2 separate regions of the Mus musculus genome follow, and region 1 is linked to region 2. Evidence: chromatin contacts called from ENCODE POLR2A ChIA-PET data. All regions are on one chromosome and are shown on one strand. The core of a region is the stretch at or near the end of the contact, and the rest is flanking DNA. Distances in the headings are between cores, read along the strand shown.

Region 1 (6,143 bases), core at 152-2,651, 36 kb after region 2:
CGAGGGTGGGAACTGGAAGTAGCAAGCATAAAATTAGCATCCTTGCGTACTTTCCCCCAGCAATGCTCTTCAGAGACCCCATTTCGCTGCGCTAAGCAGACACCACCCAGAATGGAAGACCCGCCCGTCTCATCTTGTCCAGGTCCAGCTGTAGTCTGGACTCTCAAACTTGCCACCCCCAAAGCCTCTCAACTTAGTGCCAAGTTTCAAGTGGCATTAAATCCTTCTCAAGGCAATATAGGGCTCGGCCCCGCGTTCGACTCTGTCGGTGTGTCGCTCACTCACCGGCCAGGCGAAACTGAAAGGCAGTACGATGCGATTACGGTCGTTGCCACGGCTGGCCTTGAGATTGAAGGTGTTACCCCCGATGACAGGCGTAGACCCTGAGCCGAAGCTGCAGGGTCCCCCGGCAGTGACGCGGGACTGATACTCCTTGAGGCACACTTTGAAGTACGTATCACACTCGTCGCGGGTGCACTTGCGGTCGCCAGGGTTCCGGACTCCACCACAACAGTTCCCATTCTGTAGCTCTCCATTCACGTTCTGCATGGACAGGATCTCCAGCTCAAACTGACCCGAGGCCCCGCACACCTGCCAGCGAGGAAGGAAGGTCAACGCATGAGAAAGTTTTCTCTGAAGGTGGAGGTGGAGACTCCTTGACACCCCCCACCCCCAATACACACACCCCAGGCTGCCAAAGATCCTCGGTGGCAAGTGAAAATAATTTTGCAAAAACTAGGTTTAGGGCTCAACCTGGTTTGGGGGCATAAAAAACACAAGTGCGGGAAAACTAAGACAAGTGCCCCGAAGGACCGTGAGAACGTAATGATCGCATTTTGCCCAGCCTGGAGGAGTTTATCTTTCGAGGCCAGGGGCTCCCCTCTGGGGAACCAGCGTTCCCTCACCGGGTGCTGCCTCTCGGGTGAAAAGTCAGGGTCAGGGAGCCTTGTACTCAAGGGCTCCGGAACTTGCACTGGGAGCCACAGCCGCTCCCGTCCAGAACGCCACGAGGGAAGGGAGAGGACCGCGGGGAGCAAGAGCGGGAGAGAGACTCCTACCTTGGCTCGCAGGGCACAGAGCAGGGCGAGCAGAAGACTCAGGGGGCGCCCGGGCCGGCCGCGCGTCCGTGGGGACCGCATCGCTGCGCCGCGCGCCACGGGCACTCCGGACGCCGCCGCCGCTGCTAGCGCTGGTGCTCCCGCCGAGGCTGCCGTCGTCGCTGCCCCCGCGGCCGCCGCGTCCCGGCTCTAATATACTCCGTGGATTGGAGCATGCACGACTGGAAAACAACACTACTTTTCAAAAGCCCTTTCAAGAGCCGCGCGTTCCAGAAGGCAAAGAGCCCGGCCTCCTTTTATTATTCTGATCGCTTCTTTGAGGCGCTCCCCCCTCTTCCACCTCTCGGCTTTCTTTCCTTCTCTCGCGCTCCCCTTCTTTTATTATTATGATTATGCGCAGCCTTTTATTCCCTTTCAGATCAGCTGCATGAAACGCGGGGAGGGAGGGGAGGAAAAAAAAAAAAAAAACCTGAGCCTAGCTCGCCGGCCGGCTGCAGGTAACACAATGACGCGTGCCCGCCTGGCTCTCGAAGGGACCCGGAGCGCCGGTCTGGGAGCCGGGACTCCGGCTGGCCACCTCTTCTCAACACGCGGAACAAGGCGCATGCGCGATTGTTAATATTCATAAGGGGCGTGCCATCTATTGGGCACGCCCCTTTCCTCCGGGTTGTTGGGGAGGGGAGAAATTGAGAAGGGGTTGGAAGTTGCGGGACGGACCGGGTGGCATGGCCGCCCGAGGGGCCCCCACACGCAGATCAGTGTCCCGGGGAGCCCGGGCCAGGAGAAAGGAACCTGGAAGGACCGTGGAGGAGCCCATGGCTCTGAGAAGCCCAGAGCGCCTCCGCTGGACCGCCCCCTCGGTGCACGGCCTGGGCTCCCTTGCAAGCCCCAGGTGTAGGCGCCGCGGTACGGCCGGAGCAGTTGGGGCGGGCGGCTTCCGCCTTCGGAGCCGCCTGCGTCAGCTGCGGCTTTTGCCCCGGGGAGGAGGGCCTGCCCGCCGGGAACCCGGGCCGCTCCCAGCAAGCGAGCCCAGAGCCCTGTGCTGGCGGCGGCGAGACTGGCGCGCTCGCCGCCGTCTCCTCGCCCCGCAGAGGCGACCTGGGCAGACTCTGCTGGGAACTTTGAAAAACTTTCCCGGAGTCAGACTTGCCGCAAACTCGAGGGAAAGCCTCGGCCGCGCGCCATCCCTTCCCAAATCCATGTCCGTGGAGCCTCGGAGGGGCTCCCAGCGTCCTTTCCAGACCGCGCCGGGGCAGAGGCGTGGGGGAAGCAGGGGGAGTGGCCGGCGGGCACCCGGGGGCTCAGCCCGGACTTCGGGAAGGGCTTTCTGAGACGCCGAGGGCTCCGCCAGCCTCCAGCCCGGGCGCAGTGGCGGGACTGCACCTGTAGGCGGCCTCCGCGCTGCTCTCTGGGTGGCGAGACGCGGCCTGAAAAGAACCTAACCGCTGTCGTGGTCCACAGAACTTGGCTTCTCCTGGGTGGTGGTGGAAACCGATGCCATTTTCCACCTTGAGGCAGGCCTCGCAATTAGCAGCGACACTCCTGGTCATAATCAAGGTCAAAGGGAACCCAAAGGCTGGCTGAAGTCTCTGCCAGCTCCACTCCAGGCGGGTTTAAACGGAGCTCTTTAGGAAAACAGATTTCCATTAAAGGACGAAAAGGGTTTCTTAACTTGCGTTGAGCCTGTCCTGAAGAAAAGCTCTGATTTTTCCGAGATTGCTTTAGCGCCTCAACCCTTCTAGACATCAGGGCATGATGGGTAAAGGGAAAAACAGTTTCCAACATGCTGAACACGACAACATAACAACACAGGTTATTTGTGGTTATCTACGTTTAAAGAGTGGCCCAGCATAGATAGTGCCCCATACCACTTGATGGGGTTGAGAAAGCTGAGTTCCAGGCTAACAAAGATGGTTCCGTAACTTGGGCATTTTAACCACCTGAGATAGGTGATTTCTTAATGGCAATGCATCTCATTCTAACCATTCCCGAGTAACTTAATCCATAATTGGGAAGGGCATATCCCAAATCAGAATGAGTTTGCAACTGGTCACAGAAGCACCTGGCCTACACAGCAGCCACCTGGGCATTTTCCAGTGTGCCCAGTCCTCCTCCACCCAATGATCACGAATGCAAAGCATCCCGTTTTCAACATTAATTCAACACAGGTTTTTGTTTTTGTTTTTGTTTTTTTCCCACTAAAGTTTCCAGAAATATAACAGTCCTCACTTCTGATTGGACTTCTTACCTGCATCTCTAGTCGCCAAGTTAGGGTGCTCAATAACGCTTTTATAGCAAAGGATTGGTGGTGTGGAAAAGCCACATAGCCCACAAAGACTGCAGTGGTCTTAGAGTCTATATTTCTTGAGGTCCCAAGGTCTAAAGCTGTTTTAAAATGTAAAGCTGTATCCAATGATGCATGCCCCATGTCCCACACTAACCCCTAGAAGGCGGCTATGGAGCCAGAGTTTTTAGTTCAGAAGGTTTGAGCCAGCCACCTGAGTTACATTGGAAGACTACCTGAGATTTATAGTTGCTCTGCTGCTAACAATCTGGGCTTCGTGAAAGCTGAGATCAGTACCTATCTAACAGTGAGTTTAGCTCACTTCACTAAAAGGAAAGTTTTGAGGAGTAAAAAGCACCTAATGGCATACTGGGAATGTCAAATCACTAAGAAACACCAAAGGCACAGCAAATAACACAGAGCCTCTAGTCTTTTCTGTGCCTGGGAACCCACATTTGAGGAAGGCAGTTGTGGGCTATAGGGGATTCTTTAAAAATGTTTTCATTTGGTGCTCTTCCAGTGAGCTGGGACTCCCCCAAGAAGCTTTTTTATACTGCAACAGGCACTGGGTGGAACTTCTGTCCTCAACTTCCTTGATCACCCCTGAAACCTGGAGAATGGGGAACTACTGCTCAAAGAATTCAAAAATGGACATTTCCCCTTGCCAAGCCATAGCCTCCCTTTGAGCTTTGCTTTCCAACTATAAGTGTATAGTTAAGGAAACATTCCCATGGAAAACAACACTTAGCCATCACCATTGCTTCCACCCCAGGTTGCTCCGAGCCAGATAGCAACCTGTTGCAGGTGTTTGGATATCTTCTCTGATTTTAAAAATATGATGCCTCAATTCCCTTTCTACAAAACATACCCAACCTTCATTCATTCATCAACAAACAGCCCTGACTTCCCATGGGACTTAATAAGAGGCATTTATGTTATAATTGTATTTTAAAGCTTCTAATCAACCAAAATTATTTATCAACACTGAGAAGAATCAGCTAATCAATATTTATTGAAAAGTACTGTTGTATGCCGTAGTGTGACTGATCTAAAGAACGCCACGTGAGGAAAATAAGTCGGGTACCAAGAGTTCAGCGCGTATGAGCTCCTTTAGAGCTCCTATATACAAAGGTGGATGAGGACAGGAAACGCCAGTCTTGCGTGCACGTATGGTTAGGGTGGTGTGTGCTTGGAGGTTTGATGTGCTTGGTCCTTTTCTGGGCATAAATCAGCTATCTGTGTCTTAATTGGGGGATGGATGACACAGGTGTGTGGATTATCAACTTTCAGTACCAAGCACATTTGAAACCAGTGCCATTCATTATGTTTTTTTTTTTTTTTTTTTTTTTGAAGGCACACAGTGGTTGCTTTTATCAGTAAAAAGAACACTTCGGGATGTTTGAAATGATATGGACCTACAATGAAACTTCAAATGCATAAAATGTGGAGAATGGCTGGATGGTTAGATAAACTGCCTAAAGAAAGTAGTAAGGTATTAAAGCCTAGCTAGCACTTGGGAGGCCGGAGGGTCACTCTAAGTTCAAAGCCAATGTGGTCTATAACAAACAGAGAGGAGATGGGAGAAGGAGATCCATGAATCCAAATAGACTTGTTCATTTAATATTCCTCTAAATTTCTGTGTTTGAAATATTAATCATAAGACAGTGGGAAAATGGTTATTGATATGCCTTATATTATCCAAAGTTCTAAGAACATGGCAGAAACTGGTAGTTGACTTCAGCAGAATAGAGCACAGTGTATGTGTTCAAGGATTGGAGGTGATGTAGATAGAGAGAGGAGGTGAAACACACAGACCTTTCCCCATCCCATGCCCTGATAATTCTTTTCTTCATTGCACCAGTCAAATCCAAGTTATAGACATATGTAATGCACCCTTTAAAATTTCCATTTATCTTGTTTTTTAGATTATGTTTTTGAATGGAAAAAAAAGGGGAAAAAGATATGACTGTTCCTAGGCATGCTGGAGGAGGAAGTTTATTATAGATAAAAGGGAGAGCATAGCCAGAGGCAGACACATCTGGAAGAGTGTCACGATCCTGAGCCATGTGAAGTGAGAGAAGAGGGGAAAGGAGAGTGGAGAGAGAGAGCAGAGCATGCTGCTGATAGGGCAAAGGTACAATAAGAATAGGTAAGCAAAATCGCTGGATTATGTAGGGAAGAGCCTCTGAGGCGATGGCAGCCCCGGCCCTGGGCTGGGGAGTTTATAATAGAGAGCATAATAAAGTATGCCTAGAAAACGCCCTACTACCTAAGGAAGGCCTGCACTTGAGATATTAAGTCAGGTCAAAGTAGTAGCTCCCACAGCAATCAAAACTGAGCCATGAGTTTATCCACTCAAGAATAAATTAAGCACACAAATCCTTTCCCAAAGACTCGTTTTACATACACACACACACACAAAAATTAACTTTCTTTTAGAAACCAAAATAAGTCCCTTGCATTATCAAAACTAAATTTGGTATGAGGCTATGTTAAGCGTTGGTTTGGCTTGGCCTTGAGCACATCTCACTATGGTTTTTCCTGCCGTGGCCAAATTGTGCCTGACACTCACCGTCAAGGTGAACAGAGTTGTTTCCACGTCTCCTTTAGCAAACCAATCACAGGAAATCACGCTAAACCCAAGACGTAAAACTTACAGCGCTGTGGAACTGATGTCACCACTTTACTCCTTAGGACCCAATGTTCCTAGGGAAATTTTATCATTTTTGGAGCTGTGTGTGTGGTGGAGAGGATGATCCTGCTCAGAAGATGCGCCTTGTCTTAGAATTGCGTCTTTGAGA
Region 2 (6,456 bases), core at 2,518-5,017:
GGAATGATTTGGCCCCCACTGACATGACCAACAGGGACAGACAGGTCAAAGACAACTGAACAAGTAACTCCTCAGCCTTGGTGAGAGAGGGCAGGAAGTGAGTAGCATTTCCGTGCGGAAGCAGAGCTGTGGGTATAGTTACGGAGACATGCCTATACCAGCCAGCAGAAGCCACCAGTGGCTCACTGGACATGGCTATGTTTGGTTCATTCCTGTGATCTGGATTTAGTAATTTTAAATGCTCAGTTGATTTTCTGCTATAATATAGAAGGCGCCTTCCCAATGAGGTAGGCATACGGGATGGGATTTAATTGTGTAACTGCGACTACCAGATGACATCCCATTGAGATTTGTGCAGCAGTAACTTAGTTTTGAAAATGCTCATGAAGTTTTGTGTATATTTGTTTGTGTGTGTGTGTGTGTGTGTGTGTGTGTGTTTGTACATGTGCACACCTGTGTGTACACACAAGCAAGGGAAGGGTGAAGCCTATGGAGACCCGTTTCCTCTCAGAACCCCCTTTCCTGCGATTCATTTTCTAATTCTATGAAGCAGAACATAGAAAGGAAGTCTGAAACTTCCCAGGAACAAAGGGAAAGCCCAAAGGGCTGGGACTTCACCTGTGATGCAGAAAACACCCATTGCTCCCCGATTTGGAGCTACTATAATCCATGCCAATTTACCTAAAGTATGTCACAGTAGCTTCTCCCTGTAGCACCCATGAGCCTTCGTGTTTATTTCCTGTTTAGCATTGATCACAGCACTTCATAGAGATATCACCCAGGGCTAGATCCTGACAGAAACCTAAGTTCCCAGATGAAGCCCTAAACCAAGCAGCCCAGGAAGGAGGAGCTCCAAGTTTGAGCCCAGGCTGTTGCTGTGTCTTGAGGCCTCAGTTTGCCCTTCTCGAATCCTCGGGGAAGATCAGTGCTTATCCTAGCCTTTGGCAAGTCTGTGATGAAGGCTTTTCAACTGCATACACATCTCTGTGAAGATGAAGTTAAAAAGTTTTTCATTCTCCCTTTGCAAATCCCAGAGGGACAGACAGTATGGCTGCCTACGTAGTCATCAGAAGGGCAGTGCAGAGCTGAGTCTCTGGACTCTCCAGGAGCTCCACACACCCTGCAGGACAACATGGCTTTAACACAAAGCTGTACCTTTCCTGTTGCTGGGATCTGGTTTTGCTCCATGGATAAATAATTCAACCCTTGGTCCCCTGGGTGTGGACATTTTCAGAGGAGTGGGTTGTTGAGGCTACAGGCAGACTTCCATCCAGGTTTCTTACTGGATTTAAGAGCCTTTCCCCTAAGATAATTTCCCTGACTTGCATATCACAGGTTAATACTGGACCCGTGCATAATGATACATAATTTGAGACTTGTAAAAGCCGCTTTGGACTTGAAAGGAACACACTCTCTGCCAGAGAGGTTGTGCCTGGCATGCAAGAGCAAGTAGTGCAGGTAGAACATAGGTCCAAGGGAAGGGAGCCACACCCTTTTGACATGGTCTCAGAGGATGCCATGCAGGTGTTAGGTCCCCTGCCTGCCAGGCAACCACACAGCCTCTACTCTACAAGCACCTGCCCACAACCTCACTTGCCATTCTCAGAACCCCCAGAAAGCAGTTGCTCACCAAGGAAAATTCATTCTTTTTTAGTACACCCAGAAACACTGCATGCAGTCCTGGTGATGCAACAGGATTGTCCTAATGACTTCTAAACTTTGTTTTTAAGGCTTCTGGGGCAAGAACCTCAAAAGGCCTGCCTCAGGGGCCACCTTCTACCTTAGGTAGCCGAGCTGTTTTTTGGCATTGTTAGAGGCTGACATAGTCTGAGCCAGGATGTTTAGCTGCTTGTGGGGTAGGAAAAAAAGGTTAAGAAAAATAATTGTTGTTTTTGCAAACTATCTATTTAAAAACTGAACCTCAGGAAGCAGATCTGTGTTCCAATGCTTGGATGAATCAGAGCTCACAAAGTATAAATACACATTAGCAGGAGAAGGCTTCCCATAACCCAAGTACTTATGTCTCCCAGCCGGGAACCTCTGAACTCCTGTTTCTCATTCCCAGGAGAGCCAAGAAAGCGGCCCACAGTCCAAACGGAAATGGTGGGGCTTCGTTCAGCCTAAGTTCAAACTCCTATGGGCATTCCAGGACAGTTTGTTTGTTTGTTTGTTTTTCTTTTTCTTTAAAAGCAGCTGGTGTTTAGCTGCTTACTTGTTCACTTGCAGACAAGCAGGCAGGAACTATTTAGGAAGGTGGGGACCCCCACCCTCTTCTTTCTTTGGCTCCTTTCTACCAAAGAAATGTTGCTAAATAAGTTAACTTTGACTCATTGACCCCTCAGATCAGCTAATAAAGATGAATCATACAGACCATGGCTTGCTTAAGGGGCAGTGTAATCATTTTACTTAAAAATGATGTCAGGTGGTAATTTAGCAACAAGCCCGCTTCCAGGCTATCTAATTCCATTTAACAAGGAGGAAAAACATTGTAATTAATGAAGAGCGTATACTTTTGTTCTCAAATTTTACTGTGTGTAAGCAAAGGGGGAAAGGAGCAGAGGAGAAAGCTTGTTGACAAATGTAGATTCTAAAGTCCAGTTTTGGTGAGTTCTGATCCTATGGGGTCTTGAGCTGGGCTTGGGGTTCTGCATTCAAAAGAGCAGGAGGCCTTTCTTATCATGACAATCCCACTTGCATTTAGTTAGGTTAAATATCCTACTGCCTCCTACCCCAACCCAGCCCCCAGTTGTCTAAAAACTTGGGACAATGAGAATAATCGCCACCACCTTCAGGGTAATGCTTTTCCAGAATTTCATGACATACCCTAACGTTAGGATTTTAGCTAGTGAGATTCGGGACTGGAACTTTTCTCTGCCAAAGCTTCTTTAAGAAGGGCTAGAACATCTCCCAGAGTCCTCTCTTCTACCCCCTGACCCCAGCATACCCGGGCTTCCTTCTTTCTCCACAATTAAGATCCTGGCTTTGAGCCGTGCCCACAGGAGTCTGACCTATGCCCTCCCAGGACTCCATGTCGGGGACCAAAGACTCGTCAAGACAACATCCGTGAATCTCAAGATCACTTCCCTCCTGGAATGAAGGCCTGCAGAAGCTCATTAACTCCCCTCCCCACCCCCCCCCCTTGGCACAAAACTACTTGGCAGCTACCCAAGGAATTCTAGCGTCCTGCAGAATCCAAGTTTACAAACCACCAGAACAAGGTATTACTTCAGAATGCTATTGGAATCTGGTGCTGTCTAACGAGAATGTCTCCTGGCTTATAGGGTCCCTGCTTCTCCCTCTTCAACCCCACCTTGCAGAAACCAGCTGTCTGCTGACAGAGATTAATGACAAGGTATTGCTACACCAAGGTAAGATGTCGTGGGAATCTAAACTCATCACTAGCTGCTTCCTTCTGAAGTACCTCGTGAGGCACCCAAACAAAGCACTGTTGGATATAGCTTAGGGATGTTAAGAGACATTGAATCCCTTGATAGTCTGTCTATGCAGAGATATTTGGGACATTTAAAACTCTTCATCCATCCTGAAATGAGCTACCTAACTGAGAATAACCCCTAGACTGTTAGAGAAAACTTCCCTGTGGGGGATGGGTACAGGAGGAGGGCATATCTCTTCACCTTTGAGTGACCAAGTTTGTTAGACCATTAAGTCCAGGGGCTAGTGGGCAGGCCTGGATGCTAGGTTGCTAAAGAGCATTCTGAGAAAGGTAACCTTTGACTTCCTAACCAGAAACAGGGAACTCCTGATGACTCTACACGGCTGCTGGAACGTGTCCACATGGCTTTCACCACAACTCATCCCTTGCCGAAGAGGAACCAGAGGCCAGCTTCCTGCACCTCCCAGTGTGGGAACGGGCAAGGCCCCTGGAGCCACAGGGAGCTATGGCTTTTGCTATTTACAGATATTGAAGGCAGTTTGATCTTGTAACACGCCCCGCCCCCCTTGGAAAGTCGGATACCCAGCTCCTAAGGTCTGCGTGGTAAGGCAGCCCAACACTCATTCCCTGGGCCAAGGTGGTGACTAGGTGGACCCTAACATCAGACTACCCACGTTGTGGCAAAGAGACCCTCTGGGGATAAGCGTACACATAAAGCCATAGGGTGTGGCGTATAATGACAGCAAGGAATCACTATTAATCCAATCCAAAAAGTGAGAAGGCGCCAAGTCTCACTCCTTCAGCTCAATGCCAAATCCAAGCTGTTTAAACCACTGTTTGTGCAATGGGCATTCCCTGTGAGTGCTCCGAAACCATTCATCTCCACACTGCAATCCAGTAGCACTATGTCAGCAGTATTCACACTTGTCAAATGACAAGAGAATCGGGGGCTCCCCCACCACAGCTCGCACCTACACAGCAGCCTCACGGGTTTTTTGAGAACTCAGAAATTTTGCTGTTTGCTTCAACCCCACCCCCACCCACACCCCCACCCCTTTCAGATGCTACATGGAGCAGAATGAGCAGTGCCAAACAACCACAGGATGGAAAAACCAGCAAGGATTCCATAAGCTCACAAGACTCCACACTGTTCCATGTTTTCATACAAAAAATTTAATAAATATTACTTTTCAAAATTTATTGCCAGGAACAACACATCAAAGATGTATTTTCTGTTCATATAACACTAATAGAACAAACACCAAGTATCTCCCCAGTCCCGGTGGTGAACCTGGATCACTCTGTTTTATAAGCCTTTTTTTTGATCTTGAGCTTGGTAATAGCACTTTGATTTCCTCACTTAAGGCAGGCAGTGTACTCTACGGCAAATCTAAACAGTGATCTAACTGGACATTTTACGGTTCAAGTATTCAACTAGCTTATGAGAATACTCCCTAAATGCAGTAGACAACAACAACGAAATCAAGTCTACAAGTGGTTCAGCATTACATAACGAATGGTGAAAATAAATCAGAATTTACAAAGTAAGATTGGGATGCTTCCAACTTCACACAATTAATTTGATATTTGTAATGAGATTCAACCAGTCACTTTCTGGCTACATAAGTCATATAGCTCAGTCTGTTCCCTTAAAACTGACTGCTCTGTAGCAGATCGCCTGCCTGTCTCTTTTCAAGTCTAAAGCAGGAAAGAAAGAGGAAAAAAAAAAAAAAAAGAAAGAAAGAAACCTGTTCTAGAGCAATTCTTAATCTGCCTCAGTCAGTCCTTAAAATGTGTCTTAAACTTAAAGTGATGCTATCAAGGAAGTGTTTCAACACCTGACGTCGTACAAAAAAAAAAAAAAAAAAAAAAATTCCATCAGTATTCCCAGGGGAAAAAGCCTATCCCATCCTTTCAAGAGAAACTATTTCCAAACACCTTAATTTTGGCTTACAGGCAACACGTTATGAGAAAAGTTCACAAAAAAAAGAGTCATATGCTTACAACACTATCAAAAACCTTCAATTCTAAACACATACATATAAATAAAAAGGAATGATGTTTTAAGGCTCTTGATTATTAAGTTAATAAATCAAATATACACAGTGATTAATAAAAAAAGAATTATTTACATAACTATACAAAAATTCTACTTTGACACATTTTTCCTCTTTAAATTCTTCATTTTACCAGCAACTGCTGACATCAAATCCCCCCTCCCCCAACAACAAAAATACAATAAAAAAAAATAAATAATAAAGTCATTTGTGATAGTTGCTGTGGTTCTGAGCTGCAAAGGCACTTTCAAATACAGAACTACTCGAACGTCATCATAAAACCAATATACAAAAACAACTCAAGAGTCAATAAATATAAATAAAACTATGATCCTAAGGCTGCCATCACCATTAGGACCGCTGGCAGATGTGGAAGCTCCAGGCCTAGGGCTGGGCAGCTCCTGGGAGCCCGATGTGTCTGCGGCAGGGGAATGGACACCAGGGCACATTCACTAGTTTTTGCATAGCTGTGAGAGCGCTGCACTCAATTTCCCAGCCAACCACAGAAACTACCAGTGCCAGTGGAAGCCAGCTTGTCGAAACTTAAATTAACACAGGATTCTAAGTCAACAACAGCCTCAGACTGGAATAGGACAACAGTTTAAAGAAACTACAAGCCCCGCGGTGCCCTCAAACTCTACCTATGGCGGCAGCCCACTGTCTGCTATACGATGTATTCCATCCGGTTCAAGCTCTGGGCACTTTCCAAGTCTCTGTTGTCCTGTTTATTTGTCCAGTTCGGGTGTTTTGTCGGCGTGCCGCTGGGGGCCTTCTCCTCTCTGTCTACCAGCGTATACACTGGCTGTTTGGCAAAGCGGACTTTCTGCTGGTGTTTATCCATGTCATCCTCCTCCACTTCCGAGTTGTGTGTCCTGATTTTTGACATTTTCGAGTTTTTGTTCTCGTAATCCTTAATGGGGACCGTGTTGGCTCCGTGTTTCTCGATGGGGTTTTTGATTTGGTTCAGCTGCTCCCGCACATTGTTGGTGGTGTTGTCCTCGGGGG

What was found. ChIA-PET counts read pairs that join two places held with the same protein, here RNA polymerase II (POLR2A).
Region 1: POLR2A ChIA-PET joins it to region 2 with 36 read pairs in Patski. The contact joins the promoter of Jag1 here to the enhancer-like site in region 2. POLR2A ChIA-PET finds 5 or more read pairs at or near these places in 3 of 5 experiments (Patski and embryonic stem cell).

The regions. Positions count from the first base shown.
Region 1 is chr2:137,115,119-137,121,261 of GRCm38, forward strand. It overlaps Jag1 (jagged 1), which reads right to left and starts at 1,402. Exons shown (of 26, transcript NM_013822.5): 1 at 1,059-1,402; 2 at 286-591. The coding sequence starts at 1,139.
Region 2 is chr2:137,076,909-137,083,364 of GRCm38, forward strand. Jag1 (jagged 1) reads right to left here. Exons shown (of 26, transcript NM_013822.5): 26 at 4,543-6,456. The coding sequence ends at 6,116. It also overlaps a transcript of Slx4ip not described here. Among named protein-coding and RNA genes, the nearest start is that of Jag1, 36 kb to the right of the region's middle. Within about 2 kb of position 3,768, at least 1 of the 3 ENCODE cell types and tissues checked has a DNase peak (open chromatin) inside an H3K27ac peak, as active enhancers do.